2 separate regions of the Mus musculus genome follow, and region 2 is linked to region 1. A link is a loop called in an ENCODE intact Hi-C map of the cell type or tissue named here. Cell type or tissue: heart. All regions are shown on one strand. Each heading gives the region's core, and the rest is flanking DNA. Links, peaks and the distances in the headings are about the cores only. Region 1 holds the start of Pskh1 (protein serine kinase H1). Region 2 holds the start of Cenpt (centromere protein T).

The links. Peaks named below come from ENCODE experiments on the same cell type or tissue, not always from the same donor. Only the 100,000 strongest peaks of a DNase experiment are listed, where the experiment ranks them.
Region 2: it touches region 1 in a loop (2.9-fold over the local background); 7 of 42 quality-filtered maps call a loop at or near these places.

What each region holds. Positions count from the first base shown.
Region 1 is chr8:105,896,924-105,905,250 of GRCm38, forward strand. It overlaps Pskh1 (protein serine kinase H1), which reads left to right and starts at 3,551. Exons shown (of 3, transcript NM_173432.2): 1 at 3,551-3,617. In heart, for the core only: a CTCF peak has its summit at 3,315; a DNase peak (open chromatin) is centred at 3,478; H3K4me3 peaks cover 1,858 bases; H3K27ac peaks cover 1,849 bases.
Region 2 is chr8:105,848,511-105,856,837 of GRCm38, forward strand. Cenpt (centromere protein T) reads right to left here and starts at 3,498. Exons shown (of 13, transcript NM_177150.2): 1 at 3,361-3,498; 2 at 1,323-1,413; 3 at 1,116-1,203; 4 at 915-1,011; 5 at 677-813; 6 at 503-545; 7 at 241-389. The coding sequence starts at 3,473. It overlaps Thap11 (THAP domain containing 11), which reads left to right and starts at 6,593. Exons shown (of 1, transcript NM_021513.2): 1 at 6,593-8,327. The coding sequence starts at 6,851. The coding sequence ends at 7,768. In heart, for the core only: a CTCF peak has its summit at 6,278; DNase peaks (open chromatin) are centred at 3,541, 6,571 and 7,471; H3K4me3 peaks cover 4,224 bases; H3K27ac peaks cover 3,858 bases.

The sequences.
Region 1 (8,327 bases), core at 277-8,276:
CAAAAAACCAAAAAATAAAATAAAATAAAATAAAGTATTTATTTATTTAATGTATGTGAGCACGCTGTTGCTCTCTTCAAGCACACCAGAAGAGGGCATTGGATCCCTTTACAGATGGTTGTGAGCCACCATGTGGTTGCTGGGAATTGAACTCAGGACCTCTGGAAGAGCAGTCAATGCTCTTCTGAGCCAGCCCCAGCCCCAAGCCCCTCATTGACCTAGACTTTTATATCTCACTATGTCGTCCTGGCTGTCCTGGAAAACACTACATAGACCAAGCTGGCCTCAAATACATAAAGATCTTCCCACTTCTACCTCCTGAATACTGGACCTAAAGTTGTGTATCACCTTGCTAAGCCTGTCTATCTGTTTTATAAAATACATCTATTGTGTGTAGGTATGAGAGAGGGTGCTGGCAGATGTGACACAGTACACGTGTGGAAGTCAGGAGAAAAAAACTTAACAGGAATCGACTCTCTCCTTCCACTACACAGATCTCAGGGATTTAACTCAGGTCACCATCTTGCTGGCTATATATATATTTTTTCAATGTGTGTGTGTGTGTGTGTGTGTGTGTGTGTGTGTGTGTGTGTAGCCCTAGCTGTCCTGAAACTATCTGTAGACTAGGCTGGCCTCAGACTCACAGAGATTTGCCTACTTTTGCCTCCTGAGTGCTAGGATTAAAGGCATGGACAGCTCACGTCTATTTTGTTGTTGTTGTTGTTGTTGTTGTTGTTGTTGTTAGAATATTCTTTCATCGTTCTTCTTGGTCAAGAAACAGCTATTTCTTGATTGTCCTCACCTCTTCTAGAAAGTACTCTGTAATTGAATATAAGCTGAATGGAAAGTATCTCAAGATATACACAGAGCTGGGGCTTTTCCCTGTCTCCGCATAACACTGGATTGTGACTACCTACATCCCAGTGAAAATTCACAGATGTGGACTCCTCAAAGGTAAAGGGTGCTTTTTGTGTCTCTAGCACCCAATCTAAAAATAAAGAGTACAGCGTGGAGAATAAGGAATGAAAGAATCTCTTAACTCCAACATGGGCATTTTTATAGTCAACATGAGCTTGTACTAAAAATGACTCCAGGGCATGTCATCCTGGGACACCTCCCTCAGCATGGGCGTATAGTTGGGAGTGGTGTGCTGGAGCTTCGGATCCTGATAGTTTTCTAGACCTAGTAAATGGCCAGGAATAGCCTGCTTCTGTAAGCAGGGATGGCTGCTCTGGCCAGCCATTGGTGGGGTGGGGATTACAACCCTCCTACAGTGACCTACATTTACCCTGATGTTTGCTCCCTAAGTCCCTACTCTGCCATGGGCTGGGATCGGAGGTTGAGTGGGGGAAGACTTTGCTCTGTGGCCAGGGGCTTAAAGGCTTTATGGGTTTTATCTCAGAGCTAGCGCAGACGGTTGGGATGATAGCCAAGATGCCGGTGCCTAGGCATAGCTACCTAGGTCTAAGCACGGTCACAGTGTTCTACAGCTGTAGATCTATATAGACAAGGTGGAGTTGACCATTCAGATAGATGTCCTGGGACCAGTTGCCATCACACCAGAACACGTTCCTGCTAAGCCTGTGTTTTTCCCTAGATCCCAAACCAATACCTGAATATACAGCGTATACGAGTAAATACTCGTTCCTTTATTTGCCAAATACCTTGACAAATAAAAGACTATAGATTTCTGAGTGTTATCAACTCTGGACTTCTATATTATTTTTTTATTGTGAGACTAAAATCATGATTACAATATGTTCATAGTAAATATAAGGATAGGAAATTCGTATGGAAAGGCTTGAGGGTGACATCTTCCCCGAGAATTCATATAACTGTGGAAATGTCAGAGCTGGATTTGATCCCAGATTTGGCCCCAAAATCAATGCTCCTTTTTTGTTGTTATTAAAATTATTTATTGGGCTGGTGAGATGGCACAGCAGTTAAGAGCATTGACTGCTCTTCCAGAGTTCATGAGTTCAAATCCCAACAACCACATGGTGGCTCACAACCATCCGTAATGACATCTGACGCCTCCTCCTGGTGTGTCTGAAGACAGCTACAGTGTACTTACATAAAAAAAATAAACCTTTAAAAATTATTTATTTATTCACTTTATCACCCCTTCCTTTCCTCTCAGTAATCAGTCACACAGGTCCTTCCCCCATCCACTTTCCCTGTCTCTTTTGAGAAGGGGAAGCCCTACTCTGGGTATCACCCCTCCTCATGCTGTTTTTTTTAGGCAAGGTCTCCCTGTGCAGCAGCCCTGGGTATCCTGTTGCTATAGACAGACCATGCAGGCCTTGAACTCAGAGGTCCCCCCTCTGCTTCCCAAATCACACCAGGCTGGGTTAAAGTTCATGTTTTTAGTAATCCCATAACCCTTTGAGAAACAAATTTCATTGCTGCCATTTTGAAAGATGGTCTTAATCTGTATCCCAAGAAAACTTATAACTTCTATAACCTGGCCTTTTTTTTTTTTTAAACCTCTCACTGCAATATCCCCTTAAATTCCTGAGTGCCAGGATTATAGGCATGTGGGAACACACTGATGAATTTTTTTATTGAGATAGGACCTTAATAAATACACCAGGCTAGCCTCAAACTAAAGTCTTTCTTGTTGCTGCTTCCAAAGTACTAGGATTACAGGCTAACGATGTTTTGTCTTTTTTAAAAAAGTAAAAGTTGTTTCAAAACCTAGTGTGTTAGTACAAAAAAAAAAATCTTTATTTTTTTAATTAATTAATTTTTTGTTTTTTTTTCAAGACAGGGTTTCTCTGTATAGCCTTGGCTGTCCTGGAAGTCACTTTGTAGATCAGGCTGGCCTCGAACTCAGAAATCTGCCTGCCTCTGCCTCCCGAGTGCTAGGATTAAAGACGTGTGCCCCCACGTCCAGCTTCTTTGTTTATTTTTGAGACAGGTTTCTCTGTAATAGCCCTGACTGTCCTGGAACTAGCTTTGTAGACCACACTGGCTTGGAACTCAGAGATCCTCCTGCCTGAGTGCTGAGATTAAAGGAATGTGCCCACCATGTCAAGCTTGGTAACAATCTTTTTTATTCGTTATTTTATTTTATAAATCTCGTGATTCATTTGTGTTTGCATCAATACATTAACAATCTTTTTTACTTTTTATTTTATGTTATAAATCTCGTGATTCATTTGTTTTTGCATCAATACATTAAAAAAAATTAGCCCTGGCGTGATGACACACTCCCTTGCCCTTCAAGAACTCCTTCATCTATAGAAGAATCTTGCCATTTTTTTTCCATTTCTCTCGGTCATTACCTTTCCCAGAACTTTTCCCTCCACAAATGGCTCCCCAGCGGTGTCTAGCGGCAAACAGACCCACCCCTGGAAAAGAGCTCTGCTCCGCCCCGAAGACGTTGATTGGCAGGCACTCCGAACCCCCCCCCCCCCCTACACACACTTGCGTTCGCGTCTGGAGGCTCCGCCTCCCTTCCGTCCCTTGGCCGCCCAAGTTTGTTTTGGCGTCAGGCGCGCGCAGTAATGACGCCACCACGCTGACGCGGGAGGATGGCGGCGGCGCCCGTGGCCTGGGCTGGGAGACGGTGGGCTGAGCCGCCGAGACTCCGGAGAGCCCGCCGCCCGCGCGAGGTGAGGCCTTCCGGCTCGGGGCTTCGGCCTGACCGGCGTGAGGGGCCTGCGAGTTCAGCCGCGGGCGCAGCCAGGGCCTGGCGCGACTCCGAGCCCTCGGTCCCCGTGCACTGGGGCCTGTGGGCTGGGGAGCAGGCCGGGCTGTGGCTACCCGCGGTCCCCAGGCATGGCCTCGAAACCTCCTGCCGCGTTAGGCCCGATGGACTTGGTCATCTGCCTGTCTGTGGCCCAGCCGTCCCGCGTCCAGCGCGGGTCAGGTTGATCTAACCTTGTTGTGTGCGGCGCCTACTCCACACCCTTCCCTTGCGACTGAACGCCAGGGTCCTGCGGGGGCCATCGATCGCTTCCATGTACTGGCTGGAAAAAGGGCCAGAGTCCAGCTGGGTCGCTTGCAAGGCAAACCTGTCATACTTATAAGGAGAGCCCCGCTCAGTCCTCTGAAGCTGCTGCGTGTATAATTCGCACCAGAAAAATCACTCGTTAAAATTGCCTCCTTAGTCACTGTAGGGAAAAACTAAACCTTGTAGCCTGCAGCATTCAAAGCTTATCATAATCGGATGTGGCCTACCTAGCCCTGCAGAGAACGCCTGGGCACGTCTGTACTGCGATTATGTAGTGTTTTGTTGAGGCATGTGAGCCTCCTATTAACTCTGTGGTTTCATACCCTCGAGGTTCAGATAGCTGCTTTCTCGGTTTGTGAAACTTCCGTTCATTTCCACCCTCACTCACCAGTAGAGGAAATTAACCTGTGTCTTTTTGAATCTATCACCAATGTCTTTTCCTTGGAAAACTGTCTCCTGCGTTCACACAGTAGTAGTGTTTAGTTAAAGCTATCGGGACACTGACTTGAATAGATACAGATTAAGCCTTGGGGGAACATCTGTCATGGCCAGCATTTTGAGATAGTCACAGCAAACAGTGACATCTTGAAGTATTTTTTTTCAAGATACAAATTCAAGAGTTTTACTCTTCTCTAGATGTGGTAGACTACACTTCCGATCAATAAGGGCTAGTTTAGGCTACATAGTACATTTAGGACGAACCTGGGCTATATGAGACCCCGTCTCAAAAACAAAATACTCCAAAGCCCTGGTTTGGTGGTGCATGCCTGTGATCACCGCACTCCTGAGAGAGAAGCAGGAGGATGCCCAAAAGTTAAAGGACAGTCTGATATAGTGAGGCTGTCTTGGGGGTGGGGTGGGGGGAGTCTTCACTTTATTTTTCTGCTGATTTCGTTGATGGAAATTGAACTCAGGGCCTGAACCCTTTTCACTTAGCTACATGGTCAGCTTACAATGTATGGTAGCTTAAATGCTGTAACCCCAGCATTTGCGAAGCAGAAGGAGCAGGATTACCATGGTACTTGAGATGATCCCAGACTGCATATCGAGTACCAAGTCAGCCAGGACTACAGAGTGAGACCCTGTCTCATGAAGCAAAACAAAAAATAAGAAAGAAACAAGATATGAGGTAGAAATCTGTGCTTTTAAAGTTTTTTTTAAGTCTCCTTCCTCCCCCTGTACAGTGATTGATCCTGGGCATTTTGCATTCTAACAACTGAGCTGTGTCCCCTTTTCAGAAAATTGTGAAAATGATGCAGTCAGGGCATAGTTGTGCACACCTGTAATTCCAGCATTTAAGAGACTGAGGCAGGAGGATTGCTCTAAGTTTGAGGTCAGTCCTGCTTCTATAGTGAGTTCATCAGTCAGTGTAGCCTGGGCTACAGAGTGAGACCCTGTCTTGAAATTAAGAAAGCAAAGCTAATGATATTACTGTACTTCTTGGATGAAGATTTGTGCTATTGCCCCTGGAAGCTACTGGCCTTGTAGACTCCTGTTATGGATCGTTGCCCATACCTTGGAAAGACTTTGAAAGATCTAAATATATGCCAATAATGTTCTATTGAGGTACACCCCTAGCCCCAGAAAACTTCCCTGTCCATCTGTCTATCTCCCTGTGTGTATGTGTGTGCTCACTCGTGTCGGTGAGTAGGTAGGTAGGTTGGAGACAGTTTGTGAGAGTTGGTTCTCCTGTTGGTTCTAGATAGAATCGGGGGTCAGTCTTGACAGCAGGTGCTTTTGCCACTGAGCTCTCTTGCCAGCCACATCATGGTTGATGTTTTTGGTTTGGATCTAATCAAGACTAATACCACTGAGGTAGAACCCTGGCCATCTTTTTCACTTTTGATTTTTTTTTAAAAACATTCTTTTTTTTAAACAATATTTATTTATTTATTATATGTAAGTACATTGTAGCTGTCTTCAGACACTCCAGAAGAGGGCATCAGATTTTATTACGGATGGTTGTGAGCCACCATGTGGTTGCTGGGATTTGAACTCAGGACCTTCAGAAGAGCAGTGGGCACTCTTAACCACTGAGCCATCTTGCCAGCCCCACTTTTGATTTTGAGATGGGGTTTTACTACGTTATCCAAGCTGGACTTCAACTCACTCTGAGACAGGTCTTGGGATTTTCCTGCCTCAGCTTCCTGAGTAGCTTGGATTATGGGCCTTTCCCACAAGCCCCAGCTAGATAATGTCATCATTTCCCACCCCACCCCAGGGTTCTTTGTGTAGTTCTGGCTGTCCTAGAACTCATTCTGTAGACCAGGCTGGCCTTGAACTCACAAAGAGTTCCTGTCTCTGTCTCTTGGGTGCTGGGATCAAAGGCACACACCACTACTGCCTGGCAAAAACGTCTTCTAAAATTGTTCTTCATATTGTCTGTGTGTGGGATGATGCCCTGTGTCTTGTGTTTTCTTCAAGGTCATTTGTAGGTATCTGAGAGCTCTGATAACATCATTTCTCATCAGATAGATACAGTTGATCACTCCTCTAAAGGGATTTAGGGTTCTAATTTACTAGAGGGTGAGTTTGCTGAATAGGCAAGTTTTCTAAGTCTAATTGTAATCCTGTGCTTAAGATGAATAAATGAGCCAGAGAAAGTGCAGCCTACAGGAAAGTTGCCTCTGACTTTGAGGTATAGTTTCACATTGTAGATTTCCTTGTCACTTGGAACAGAATGTCCTTGAGAATCCAAATGCTTGTGGGATCTGAAACAGATGCTGAAGTCAGTCACAAGGTCATAGTTGGATGAGTGAAAATTTGGTTTGGCCTTTCATTTGGCTTTGTTAGTATGAGGATGGTCTATGAGCTACTCTGACCTTCCTCAGTGCTTAACCAGCCGTGTGGTGATGTTACTGTGCTGTAAGCCGTTGACACTATTGACCCTTAAACTTCAGGACAGCTCAGAGGAGCTGTCTTCATTGACCTAGAGCACTAGACAGTAGTGTTATTCTCTGTGTGTATCTTGACATATGGAGAGAATTTGAGAAGTAACGCCCTAGAAAGAGGTAAGGAATTCTGAGAACTGGAAAGAGGCTTTTCCAAACACCTTTTGGCTAGGTCATCACTGACCTATTCTTGACACAGTCTTTCATTGTCAGCATAGTCGATGTTAAGGTAGAAATATGTGTGATGTTTTCCTTTGCTGTAAGAAAATTAGCTGAGGGACTTTTTCAGGCTGCAGATTTGAAGTGGCCTTTCTGGGCGTCATAAGAGTGATGGGTCAGCTGGGATTGGTGACCCACTTCTTTAATCCCTGTACTTGGGAGGCAGAGGCAGGGGATCTCTGTGAGTTCAATGCCAGTCTTGTCTACGTAGTGAGTTCCAAGACAGCCACAGCCACTGTCTAGTAAAAAAATCTGTCTTGAAAAAAAAATTAATGGGTCAAAGGATTTTATGAGGACTGTCCAGACTGTAAATCCCTTGAGAGCAAAGACTGTCTTCTTTTTATCACTGTCCTAATAGAGTTTTTCCAAGGCAGGAAATCAGTAAACATTTGTGGGCTAGGAAAGGAGAACTCAGGGAAAATTACTAGATCAGTATTTCTGAGGGTGGGGTTAATAAAAATGTAACAATTGCCAGGCAGAGGTTGAATGCACACACCTTTAATCCCAGTACTTGGGAGGCAGAGGCAGGCAAATCTCTGAGTTCAACTGAGGCCAGCCTGGTCTACAGAGTGAATTCCAGGACAGCCAAGGCTATATAGAGAAACCCTGCCTCAAAAACAAAAGGTTGTTTTCTGACCTCTATATGCATGATATACACAAAACACACATCATACACATACACAAATAATGATGATGATGTTTTTGAGATAATAGTCCTGGCTGGCTTAGAACTTGCTACATTACCTGCTTCTTCTGCCTTCAAAGTACTGGGAATAGAGGTCTGTGCCACCATATGTGTCACATATATTTATATTTATATATGAATGATAGGTTTTGTTTCTCTGTGTAGTCCTGGCTGTCCTGAACTACAGAGCCTGAACCATGCTGGCCTCGAAGTCAGAGATCTACCACCTCTACCTCCCTAGTCCTGGGATTACAGGCGTGCACCACTACCACCTGGCTAAGAAATTTTAAAACACCATTGCCAAAATGGTGCTGAGATATAACTCAGTGTTGAGCACCTGCCTTGAATATGTGAAGCCTTTTGATCTAATCTCTTGTAATAATAAGAAAAAAAGGGCTGGTGAGATGGCTCAGCAGGTAAGAGCACCCGACTGCTCTTCCGAAGGTCCGGAGTTCAAATCCCAGCAACCACATGGTGGCTCACAACCATCTGTAACGAGATCTGACTCCCTCTTCTGGAGTGTCTGAAGACAGCTACAGTGTACTTACATATAATAAATAATAAATAAAAGAAA
Region 2 (8,327 bases), core at 1-8,000, 49 kb before region 1:
TTCTAATAAATCCTTCCCCTTACACCCTCACTCACTCTGTAAGTTATGTTCCTCTAGAGAACCCTAATAGACCAAAGTACCAGGTAAGTAGTTTGTGAGGAAAACAGAAATTCCTAGATGCCTGCTCAGGCTCACACAGTATCCCTGACCTCATCAGATGCGGAGCAAAGCTGAGTTCAGTCTCCTGTCTGTCACAGAGTGGTAGCTTCTCCCTAAAGCTAGAAGAGATTACAACCTTACCTGGAAGAGCAGAGGCTAAGGAATTGTCTTCCAGATCCTGCAAAAGAGCACCAGCATTCACAAGCTGGCGGATGGGACGTCTTCGAGCCAGACCAGGTCTCTCCACTGTCTCTGGCTGACCAGGTAGAACAAAGGTAAGATTGAAGGAGCTGTTAAGATGGAAGCAGACACAAGGAAAGCCTGAGACACAGCTTCCCCAAAGGGACTTATCTCTTAGAATCTGGTGACCATACTGTATAAACCCCAGAACAGGGAACAGTACCTAGCCAAGGATGAAACATCAGCACTCCTACTCCTACGTGGCTCTATCAGGTTCCATCAAGAAAATGTAAGAAAAAGAATCCACAGTGAGTTACCCAAGCCTACGAAAGCTCTCTTGGGTCTTTCCTATATCCCAAGCGGAGAGAAAATAGCTCAGGTGTGTGCTAGATCTCACCTTGGGAGAGAGGCAACCCCTGGTCCACTTCCTGCTGAAATACTGATAATCTCAGTTTCTGCTTCCTTTTGCCAGGGGCTGTTAGACCCGGAGCCAGGGTTGAGGGGGGCTCCAGTTCAGGAAGGTGTAGCTCCAGGCTGTAAGGATGAAGTTTATCTCAAACATGTCAGGAAGCCCAATTTTAGTTTCTGGGGATCCCAAGAGGTGGCTCAGCCTATGAGGGAAATTCACCGTGTACCTTCCCCGACTGCTCTCCCGTCTGGAGGACCGGGCCACTTCTGGTACTTGTGCTGGCTTCACCACTGGGTCTGGCATCACAGTGGACGATTCTGGGGCTATAGAATGAGCAAGAAAAGGGTGGGGCTGACCAAGAAGGACATCATAGGACTCACTGTTGGACTAGCACCTAATTTTAACTGGCAGGCTGACACCCACTTACCAGTTAGTAAGATATTCCTTAGCAGAGTCCGGGGTGTCTGTTCCTCCAGGCGCCCACGACCTTGAACACGAGTCGATCTGCCAACTGACTATGGGTACAAGCGCCACTAGTCTCTCTTTTGGCTTGAGAGCCCCTCAAGGTAGGCTTCAAAACAAAAATAGACTTTAGGGTTCTATGAAGTCACTCATGGAGTAGGTGGACACTTACCCTAGCTCCATGGGATTGCTTCCTAGCACTTGTCTTTGTTTGGCTACCCTGCCTGTTAGAGTATGGCGTTTGAGACCGTCTTCTTTGTGCACTGTGTAAAAAAACAAAAACAGGACAACCTGCCCTGAGATCTCTGTAGGAAGTTGGGGGTAAGGACCTGGAGGTACAGACGTTTGTTTAGGGGCTGTGGTTTAAAAGCTTTCCTTTAGGGGCAGGGTCCCAGAAACCACTTGTACCTTCCATGGTCCCCAGCAAAGAGGGGGATGAGGGGTAACCCTGAGGGACAGATGGACTATGACTGATCTAGCTGGGATGAGGGTAAGTCTAGCAGAATAACAAAACATGACTGGAGGGTGGTCACAGAGGTTACAAACCGGAAGAGCATCCTGTCCCGTCCCAGGCATTAGAATAACAATCCAAGTAGGACATTTTTTTTTTTTTTTTTTTTTTTTTTAGTTTTTCGAGACAGGGTTTCTCTGTGTAGCCCTGGCTGTCCTGGAACTCACACTGTAGACCAGGCTGGCCTCGAACTCAGAAATCAGCCAAGTAGGAAATTTAAGTTACTTTTAACCTTTCAAGTTGTCATCAAGGTGTGACATTAAGCTCCCCATGGGTCACCCCAGCCCTTTTTCTCCAGTACAGTGTGTCTCAGAACTCTGTGTTCCGCAGGCTTCCACCTCATTACTCACAGGCCTAAAACATAGCCGGAGGGGCTGGCCAGATTGCTCAGTGGTTAAAGGCAACTGCTTCCAAGCCTAGCATCCTGAGTTCAATGACCTGGACCCACGTGCTGGAAGGTCAGAACTGACTCTAAGAGTGTCCTTTGACCTACACACACTCTCTCACAAACACCGACAGTAAATAAATACATAATGCCCCATCATGAATTAACAAGGGCCCGGTGGGACCAACATGTTAATCCCAGCGACCAGGGAGGTTAGGGAAAGAGGATGGGGAGTCCAAAGCCTGTCTGGGCTAGTTTCAAGCCACGCCCAGGCAACTTCTTGAGATCCTGTGGCAAAGAAATAGGGAAAGGGCTGGAGATGACGCACAATGGTAGGGTGCTTAATTAGCAGGCATAAGATCCTAGGATCAACCACTAATACTTTGGAGAATAAAAGAAAACACCTTATCATGAACGAGTCTCCACTTGGAAAGAAGGGCATTCTTCCAGACTGGTGGAAGCCAACTTCGGTACCTTCTGCTCACAACCCTCCTTAAGCTTCACTCCCCAAAGTCAGGACTACACAGAGGAACCCTGTCTCGAAAACCGAAAAAACAAAAACAGAAGAAAGAAGAAAGAAGAAGGAAGAAGAAGAAGAAGAAGAAGAAAAAGGAAGAAGGAAGAAGAAGAAGAAGAAGAAGAAGAAGAAGAAGGAAGAAGAAGGAAGAAGAAGGAAGAAGAAGAAGAAGAAGAAGAAGAAGAAAGAAGAAGAAAGAAGAAAGAAGAAGAAAAGAAGAAAGAAAAAAGAAAGCAAAGCATCAAGAAGAAGAAAGAAAAAAGGAAAGCAAAGCATGAAGAAGAAGAGAGAAAAAAGAAAGCAAAGCATGAAGAAGAAGAAAGAAAAAGAAAAGAAAAAAAGCAAAGCAAGAAGAAGAAAGAAAGAAAGAAAGAAAGAAAGAAAGAAAGAGAAAGAAAAGAAAGAAAGCAAAGCATCTTTCCAGTTCCTGCCCCCCGACCTGCCATGGGAGCCTCAGAGAGTAGGACTGTGTGTGTTGTGAAAGGTGAAGTCACCTAGAAGCAGGGGTAGATGTCACGACAACCTTGGCCTGGGAGGGGGGTGAGTGAAACAGGCTAGAAAACACAGAGCCTTGCCCTCTGCTCCTAGAGATCCAGCACCGTTGTGAGTGAGACTCTGCGGTCTCACCCTGGGGCATACGGTGAGAGTACAAAACCGCACAGCTGAGTTCAATTTGATTAGGAACCCCGAGTCTGATCTCAGCATCTCAGACTGTACTCTGAGACGCGGTTTTCCTTTCCAGACGCAGACACCACTGTCCATTCATTCCAGTTGCTCACCGCAACACTCTTACGTACTTGATCCGAGTGCTCCGGCGTCTCATCGGAGTGCGCGAATCCGCCGTCTCCAGCACGCGCCGCAAAAGCGTGCGTACAGTAGGATCGCCGTCAGAAAAGCTGAGGTCCGCCATGTTCAGGACCCCACCCCTCCTAACTGCTCAAGCAGCAGCGAGCACCGCGTTCCCACCGCCTATTTTGAGTCAAGTCTCGCGATGCTGCCACATGGCCCCACGGGAACTGTAGTCCAACAGCTGGGGAACCGGGTCTGATGTGATTGTAAATTGATTTTGGAGGCGGTCTCATGTTAACCCTGAGGGGAAAGCATGCAACCAGTTAAGACTTCATGGTTTCTTCATTTAAAAAAAAAAAAAAAGTTTTTTTTTTTAAAGGCTTATAATAATCTTAAAGAACTAGGGGACTAGAAGTATGGCTCAGCGGCAAGGCCTACTTGCTGCTCTTGTATAGAACCTGAACCCGTAAGGAAAGGTCATGACTGCCAGAAACACCAGTGTCCGGGCATCAAATGTCCTCCTCTGGTCTCTTCAGACACCAGACATACATGTAGGGTCAACCTCTCTGGACAGCCCTCTTGCCTTTACCATAGGAATACTCCGATGGCAGATGTAGGCCACTATGGTAGATTTTGATAATTTCATGTGCGCGCACGTGCGTATATACTTTTTGTTTTTGAAACAGCGTGGTGTGTAGCCCAAGCTGACCTCAAAATCCCTAGGTAGTCCAAGATGACCTTGAACTTCTAAGCCTCCTGCTTCCACTTCTGTTTGATTGCGTTACAGGTGTTTTCTTCCTTCCTTCCGTTCTTTTTGTTTGTTAGTATAGAACAGGATTTATTCAGGGCATGGGAAGGGGAGATGAGGGAGTAGACATAGAGGCAGAGAGAATAGAGGAGTAGAGGTCGCCCATGGGCACCTGGAGAGAGGGAGGAGGGCAATGGGGGGGGGAGTAGAAGCAAGAGCAGGTGAGCGAGAATACAGGTGTTTTCTATTGCACCCCGTTTAAATTTTTATTTTCTTTAGAAGTCTTGGGTTTTGTTGTTGTTTTGTTTGGGTTTTGTTTTGGTTTGGGTTTTTTGTTGCTTTTTTTTTTTCGTTGTTGTTGTTGTTTTTGGTTTGGTTTTTTGAGACAGGTTTTGGGTTTTTTTTTTGTTTTTGTTTTGTTTTTTGTTTTTTTTGAGACAGGGTTTCTCTGTATTGCCCTGGCTGTCCTGGAACTCACTCTGTAGACCAGGCTGGCCTCGAACTCAGAAATCTGCCTACCTCTGCTTCCCAAGTGCTGGGATTAAAGGCGTGTGCCCCACCGCCCGACTGTTGTTTTGTTTTGAGACAGGTTGTATGTAGTTCAGACTTGCCTCAGACTTTCCACGCAGCAGATGATGACCTTGAACTTGTGATTCATGCCTGTGGTTGCTGGGATTTGAACTCAGAACCTTCCAGAGAGCAGTCAGTGTTCTTAAACCCTGAGCCATTTCTCCAGCCCCCTTGAGCGACCCATGGCTTGTCAGATTTTCTTTGGCAGTCACAAGGGAAACAGATGTAGAGGACCCAAGATTAGAAGCAGAGACATGCAATATGATTCTTGCTTTTCACTAGAGATGCCAAGTCCAGAGGATAGGTAAGACAGTGCTGGGGAGAAATTGCGCACTTTGTTTGCTTTTGGTGCTGAAGACCAGGCACAGTCCCTACTTTCAACTTACTAGATATTATTTGAATGTCCATGAGTATGTTAAAGGCTATTTATGTACTGAAGGTAGAGTCAAATTGAGTATCTTCTTTAATGCTTTGTGGGTTTGAATCAATGTGATTCTTCCTCACAAGTTAAAAAGCCAGGCATGAGCAGGGCAGTGGTGGCACAGGCCTTTAATCCCAGCACTTAGGAGGCAGAGGCAGGCTGATTTCTGAGTTCGAGGCCAGCTTGGTCTATAGAGGGAGTTTCAGGACAGCAAGGACTACACAGAGAAAACCTGTCTTGAAAAACCAAAAATAAATAAATAAAAAAAATACCAAGCATTGTGTCCCATGCCTATAATGGCAGTGCTAGAGGTGCATCCCTGCAGCTAACTGGCCAGCCAGCCTAAAATGAAAAGGCCAGCCGGCGTGGTGGCATACGCCTTTAATCCCAGCACTTGGGAGGCAGAGGCAGGTGGATTTCTGAGTTCGAGGCCAGCCTGGTCTACAGAGTGAGTTCCAGGACAGCCAGGGCTACACAGAGAAATCCTGTCTCAAAAAAAAAAAAAAAAAAAGAAAAAAGAAAAGGCCAAGGGCCTTGAGGAATGAATGATACCCAGAAATTGACACTCACTGGCACACATATGAACATGCATAAATGCAAACATTACTCCCCCACTCTCACACATGATATATGTATAAACATATCTCCCATTACTTTGAATGTTTTTAAAATTAATAAATGTGAAAAATATTATACGATATTTATATATTGGTTTGTTTGGTTGGTTTTTGTTTTTTGTTTTTTTTTCGAGACAGGGTTTCTCTGTGTAGCCCTGGCTGTCCTGGAACTCACTCTTTAGACCAGGCTGGCCGCGAACTCAGAAATCTGCCTCCGCCTCTGCCTCCTAAGTGCTGGGATTAATGGCGTGTGCCACCAATTGCCTTGAATGTGTTTTCCCTTCACTGTCTGGCACATTGTAAGCAGCTAGTAGGGACATGGTTTAGGTCAGTGAGTCCATCCATGTAAGAGGTAGCTGAGAGTCGGGAGAGTGCTCCCAATATAAGAAATTGACTCCAGAAGTTCTTCTGGGAGGACTCGGGTTTCCTCTAGGCTAAAGAATGCAGTCCACTCCAAGGTACTGGGGGTCGGGGGTGGGGTGGGGTGGGGTGTTTTTTATAGCAAGCTGCAGAACCTCATTCAAATCCTGGTCTGCAGGAACTCCACCTCTCCTTTAGGAGGCGCTGCAGCCCGCGGCCGCACCAAAACGTTCTTCTGAGGCATCATGGAACTTGTAGTCTTTGTGTTCTTATACCCAGAGCGCTTGCGCTCACCAGGCACGCGCCCGGTACCATCAGGATTCCGGATCCTTGTGAAGGGTAGCCCATGCCATAACGTTCCATTCGAATACATTTTTACCTTTCGCTTAGGACGAGCTTCATCTGGAAAATAATCGACTCTGAACAGGATATCGCGGTGTCCAGGAAAGCCGCCGGAATAAGCCCGCCCCATCCCGGAAGTGAGAGGCTTCTGGCGCAGTGCATTGTGGGGGGCGTAGTCCTCCTTTCCAGGCGGTCCTTCGCGGCGTCCCCCGGGCCGACTCCGAAGCGCAGGCGGACGGCCGGGTGGGTAGCGCGGCGCGGGCGGTCCGCAACCATATTCTGGGCACGGGGCCTCGGCCCGGGACGACTGCGCCGGGCGGCAATAGTGAGAGGCCTCTGAGAGCCTCGCGCGGCGCCGCCCGTCGAGGAGCTGAGACAGGGGCCAGACCCGGCCGTCGAAGAGCTCGAGAGGCCGGTGGGCCGGGCCGCGCGTCGCAGCCATGCCTGGCTTTACGTGCTGCGTTCCGGGCTGCTACAACAATTCACACCGGGACAAGGCGCTGCACTTCTACACGTTTCCCAAGGACGCTGAGTTGCGGCGCCTCTGGCTCAAGAACGTGTCCCGTGCTGGCGTCAGTGGGTGCTTCTCCACCTTCCAACCCACCACCGGCCACCGTCTCTGCAGCGTCCACTTTCAGGGCGGCCGCAAGACCTACACGGTGCGCGTTCCCACCATTTTCCCGCTGCGTGGCGTCAATGAGCGCAAAGTAGCTCGGAGACCTGCGGGAGCTGCGGCAGCCCGCCGTAGGCAGCAGCAGCAGCAACAACAACAGCAGCAGCAGCAACAGCAGCAGCTGCAACAGCAGCAGCCGTCTCCGTCCTCCTCCACTGCCCAGACCACCCAGTTGCAGCCGAACCTGGTGTCTGCCTCTGCAGCTGTGCTTCTTACGCTTCAGGCCGCCGTAGACAGCAACCAGGCTCCGGGATCCGTGGTTCCCGTGTCCACGACTCCCTCGGGAGATGATGTGAAGCCCATCGACCTCACAGTGCAAGTCGAGTTTGCAGCTGCTGAAGGGGCAGCCGCCGCTGCCGCCGCCTCAGAGCTAGAGGCTGCTACGGCTGGGCTGGAGGCCGCTGAGTGCACTCTGGGCCCTCAGCTGGTGGTGGTAGGGGAAGAGGGCTTCCCTGACACTGGCTCTGACCACTCGTACTCCTTGTCCTCGGGTACCACGGAGGAGGAGCTCCTGCGCAAGCTGAACGAGCAGCGGGACATCTTGGCCCTGATGGAAGTGAAGATGAAGGAGATGAAGGGTAGCATCCGCCATCTGCGTCTCACCGAGGCCAAGCTCCGTGAAGAACTTCGAGAGAAGGATCGTCTGCTTGCCATGGCTGTCATCCGTAAGAAGCACGGCATGTGAATGGTTCCCCCCAGAAACCTGCAGAATTCGTGACTCCTTCCAGCCCAAGGAATCCTCAGGCAAATGTTGTACTCCCCAGTATTCCTGTTGACAGTGCCGAGGTTTAGGACAGCGGGACTCCAGTTGGTCAGTTGGCACCTTCTTTCGTCTCCTCGTGAAGTAAGAGTTGGGGACTTCAGAATCTGGTGACACCAGCAGTTATGACTTTGTCTCTCACTCCCCAGTTTATGTTGCAGATTCTGGTTATACACAGGCTTCAGAACCACTGAACTTGGAACTTACCCTGGAGGGGGTGCAGATGGAACTCTTAAGGGACTGTGGGTTTGAGGAAACCACTTCTTCAGGTTGGCCAGCAATCAGAGACAGCTTTGCTGTGTGTAGTGATAAGAGATCTCAGTAACATCGTTTCTCCTTTCCATGCTACCCGGTTCAGGTGCAGTCTGTGATTCTGATGGGGACTAGCTGATCTGTGCCTCTGTCTCTTAGGACCTCTCTACCCAGAAGGTCATTTATGAGAGGGCTCTGGGTGACTTGCTGATGGAGATCCAGCTCACCAGGG